Regions from separate parts of the Homo sapiens genome. Here region 2 is linked to region 1. Evidence: chromatin loops called from intact Hi-C (ENCODE). Cell type or tissue: GM12878. All regions are shown on one strand.

Region 1 (2,500 bases):
TGAAATGTGATCTGCCTTCTAAGAAACAGCAGGGACTTCTTTTGTCAAGGTTTTGTTAAGGTATGAGAAGCTTTCAGGTTACGCTAGCCCACACTGTGAAATACCCCTCCCTACTAATTCCACCAAACAAATGCTATTAGTTTAAGTCCTGCTACTTGTAAGCCCCCTACTTCCTGGTACCTACATCTATACTAGTTGGGGCCTGGCATGGTGGCTTACGCCTGTAATTCCAGCACTTTGGGAGGCCGAGGTGGGCAGATCAACTGAGGTTAGGAGTTCAAGCTCTGCCTGGCCAACATCGTGAAACCCCGTCTCTGCTAAAAATACAAAAATTAGCTGGGCATGGTGGCGAATGCCTATAGTCCTAGCTACTGGGGAGGCTGAGGCAGGAGAATCACTTGAACCCAGGAGGTGGAGGTTGCAGTGAGCTGAGATTGAGCCACTGCACTCCAGCCTGGGCAACAGAGCAAGACTATCTCAAAATAAATAAATAAATAAAATAAAAATTAAATAAATAAATACTAGTTGGGAGTAGGTTTGCCTGTGAGTATTAGTGATGGCAACAGCACACAACAAATTAAGAGGGGCTTAAACAAGACCTGTGTTTTTGTTCTTATGTTCAAAACGTCTGGTAATAATCTGGGTCATGGCTGGTATATTTCACCCTGCAGTCAGAAACTTAAGTACCATGTGTGAAGTGATGAGCTGGGAAACAAGCAAACAAAACTGTAGATTCCATAAGCAGCTATTGCAGCTGCAGAGCAGATACTGCCTTTTACTTTCAATAGGAGTTCTTCTCTAGCTACACCTGTGTCAGCATGGACATACGAAAATGACAAGAACACAAAATGTGTTAGGGGTTTATATTCAACTCTAGGTAATTTCTTTTATATTTATATTACAAAATTGATGATGTTTAAGAAAACAAAGTTGTAAATGGCTTTCACTTTATGTGTAGACATCATCATTACTTCTGTTGCTTAAGCCCATTTGGAGATTAAAAAAATAAATAAAGAGGAAATCTGGATTTCAACATCAGTGTGAGGCTCAGTTGTGAGAAACAAAGGTCATTTATAGAAAGCACTGTTTACATTTGATTGCCCATGGGAAACCTCTGAGCCAAACAAGGTAATGATTACACCAAATTGGATGTAATGATTACACCAAATGTTAATGCTTCTCGTTAGAATGGAAGGTTTCAGTTCAGGGTATCTGGAGGCCACTGAGAATTCTTTCTAAGTATGGCTACACAGTCTTTTCTGAAAGGACAAATTTGGAAGCAGCACTTTCAGACTTCCCTAGCATCAGTAAGTAGACACAAGCAGAGTTCAGCTTGAAGATGGAGATTAGTTAAGCGACACTAAAGGACAGACTAGGGAACAGAGAACCAAACAACAATGGAATGGGGAAAAGATTAGGTTTATACTGCTTGCTGAATTAGTACAGCCTAGCATGCTTGCCATGTTTTTTAACTATCATGTATTACCAGAACAGAAAATAAATTCAGAATATTAACTTTCGTTTTATCTGGTGGATTTAAAATCCAGAAATTCCATCTAGTGCAAAACACCAAGATAATACTAGATAAAATATAAAACTGCAAGAATATACAGGAAGTCTTCAAATTTCTCAAAATGAGAAAGCACTAATCCACAGAATTAAACTAGAGCTGAGGCTGGTGATGGTATGAGAAGTGAGCAAACTTGGCATCATTGTAGGAGATTTTTAACACTGTAATTTTTGTTTCAGTTAAATAAACTGGGTGTAGCACAGATTTAAATAACAGAATTAGTGCACTCTAGTGTTAGCAAATATTTGTTTCAAAGTACGCACAGAACCTCATGAAAATTGACCAAATTTTAGTAAAGATCAAAGAATAATTTTCGTATAAATCATTCATTCATTAACTAGAAATTGGTTCCAGAAGGCCTAGTTTAAAATCCTATATATTTAGACATTAGAAATAAGATACAACTGAACAAAAACTGTTCAAATATTGAAGTAAAAATATAGAACGCATCGTTATTTAACTTTATATGTGCACGTTTAGAGGTATACATATTTATTATCATTAGAAGACAATTTTCATGTGAGTTATTTTCTCATGTTCCCATCAAACCCTTCTGAATCTATATCATTACTTCCCTTTTGAAGATGAATAACCAGAAGTTCTTCAAAAAGTTAAGCCCTTCATCTAAGTTGACGCAACATTTAATATTGGGAAGAGGGTTTAAACCTTTCGGTTTTCCACCATTTTTTCTCTATTTTATACATGTCTTCTTACTTTCTCTCGTACTCAGAATCCCATTGTGTCTTTTTCTTTATCAATCTCAACTAGGCTTTGCTTTTGCAAATCTAAGCATTAAATTAGTTTGCTTGAAATATGCCTCCACATTCACATTCCCCCATCAGCAGCTGGTCATAGTAGGGAGAGTATTAGTCCCGAGACAAGGAGATCAAGTTCCAGTCCAGGCTCTGCTGGCTCTGTGACCAGGGACAA
Region 2 (2,500 bases), 330 kb before region 1:
CCAGAAAGGGGAAGCTCTTTCTCTTCATTGGGTGTGCCTGCCTGCCCTTGTGAGGCGTTCCTGCCTTACCGTGGAAGTGGCCTGTCCTTTGAATGATTCGGGTCACTGAGTGAAAAGCTCCATGTGGCTGACGATGGAGAAGTTCCCCACAGAGCCTCTTTCAGAGGCTCTTTCAGTCTTTCAGTCCAGCAGTAGTTCCCTCCTGGGTGTCAGAGACTGAAGGAGGCATGAGAAGCCAGAGGCACATCCCAGCAGTGTGCCCCGCAAAGAATGGCCTCTTCTTTGTTTGAGGGCTGGTCATTCTGACTATGGACCTCACAATCACTGGAATCGGATGACAAAAGAATGTTGTCAAAGAACATTAATCATTGCATGGGTTGCAATTCGTGATTAGCTGGATTTGCATAAAAGAATGTAGAGGCCTTGAACCACAAAAGCGAAAATGTGTATCCAAGAAATAGTGGTGGCCATCATTCCAGTGAGAGCATGTTCATAACTCACTGCTGCAGAAGAAATGATCAAAAAGTGGTCCAGGGGCCCCGGGTTCTCTGTGTTAAAAATATTTCTCAAGAAAAACTGCATGTGTACCTTCAAAAATAAAGCTAATATTGAAATACCCTTTCTAATGGAATTATTTTTTTGATGCTCAAGAAGTCATGAATAATATTTAAAAAGCAGAAAACACACTTCTTTATAATCTTTGCAAATCCAGTTTAATGTTAAGCTCCCCTTAAGCTCTATTTACAAAGAATTGTACCAGTTTTCACCTTGATATGGTGGATTTACTTTCACTATGCAATTGGAAAATTGACTTTTGTACTCCTGAGGGTATTTTTAAAAGTAAATTGGATTTCTTAAGTTCATTATTTTTTAATAAAATGCATAGTTAATGGTATTAAACTTCTACACCTACTACATTTTATTCTTGTTTGAAGTATATGTGGGTTTGTGAACTGGCTTATAGGAAAGATCAATCGGAAAACACTTTAAAATTAGAATTCTTAGTATGCCAGGTTCACATTTTCCAGTAGGGGGCAAGAAAGTACTATATATGAAATCCAGAAATCACTTTCTTTTTCTGTACCTTTGCAAACAAATTAAGTTCCCGAATTGTGAAATGCTAAGTGTGATAGGAAAAAGGATATTCAAATCTATTAAATATAATCTCTTTCTTATGTCAGAGGGCTATTAAGCATGATATTTAACTGCTCAGTGAATCTCTCTGGGAGAGAGAAATGAATTTGGGAAAGGCCAAGAGAATGGGATGTGACACTTTGGCCAAAGTGTCTTGTCAGCACTCCAGCGCTGACTAGAACTCAGCCATGTTGCCCAACCTCCATGAATAACCCCCCAAAAGACCTCCCCAAACCAACCCCCCTCAAAACCATGACATGTTAATGCTTGGTATCTTATAAGACCCTTCACTTGTACTTGTTCACACACACATAGTCATTCAAGTGGCCCTAAGGAGCTGCTTTTAGTCTGTTAGAGACATAGACCACGCTACTTACTTCATTGATAATGAGCTCACACACACATTGACCAATGCAAGTGAGATAATCAATTACTCATAATTGATCCTAGCTGTGAACTTTTTGGTTATGGTTCAGGCACTCTGACATCATCTATATAGTTCTTCCAGAACAAATTTCTATATCCAACCTGGAGTTTCATACAGGACATTTTATTTTTTAAAGACTACTACTTCAAATGTATTTCCATGTTTGTTTTTCCTCTTTCCTAAGTCTGTAATTTTGATGGAGTGTTTTTTCCTTGACTCTAGTTTTTGTAGGGGAAATTGCCTATACAATCAAATCAATATGCCACATGATGCATTTGGTATAAATAAATATAGTAAAAATGTTTGGAAAATCCTCAATTGTGTGTGTCAAGTATGGTATTGGCAATCATTTTGGTATATCATAACATATCTTAAAGGAAACAGAATGCCATTTGTCATAACCTTACCATTTTCCTTGGTTTGTGTAATGCTTATTAGCTACAGAAGTCAATAGCTTCCACATGAACAGGTTATGTTTACTTGGTTACTTGAAAAACAGATGCCTGTTTGAACATAAACTGAGAGACTTAGGGGAAGACATTTAAGGTTCAATGATGTAAAGACTGTGCTAAAGTTGTCTGAATCAGGTAAATGGCTTCCCAAAAGACGGTGTTACATTTTATAATCTCTTTCTTGAGAATAAACTTGCTTTGTTTATAAGACATTGTATGATTTACATAGTCACTAAAATGGAATATTAAACTCAACTTCCTTTCAGAAGCAAATTCTTTTAGTGTGCTTGTTTCATTTGGATGGAAACTTAGGAGATCCAATTTAGGTAAAAAGGTGCTTGGCTTATTGAGTAATGGTAAATATCCCTGACTTCTTATGCAGCTTCTAAGAGCAGGCAGGGAACATTCAGACAAAGCAAAGGAGTAGTTTATGTGCATGTGGGGGTTTCTTAGATTTTTGTGGAAACTCAATTGTCTACTTTTGTCC

What was found. Peaks named below come from ENCODE experiments on the same cell type or tissue, not always from the same donor. Only the 100,000 strongest peaks of a DNase experiment are listed, where the experiment ranks them.
Region 2: it touches region 1 in a loop (2.5-fold over the local background); 2 of 110 quality-filtered maps call a loop at or near these places.

Annotation. Positions count from the first base shown.
Region 1 is chr13:103,516,500-103,518,999 of GRCh38, forward strand. No RefSeq gene overlaps it. Among named protein-coding and RNA genes, the nearest start is that of LINC01309, 93 kb to the left of the region's middle. In GM12878, no CTCF peak of the experiment used is centred here; a DNase peak (open chromatin) is centred at 1,162.
Region 2 is chr13:103,187,860-103,190,359 of GRCh38, forward strand. No RefSeq gene overlaps it. Among named protein-coding and RNA genes, the nearest start is that of SLC10A2, 120 kb to the left of the region's middle. In GM12878, a CTCF peak has its summit at 1,032 (motif pointing right); no DNase peak of the experiment used is centred here.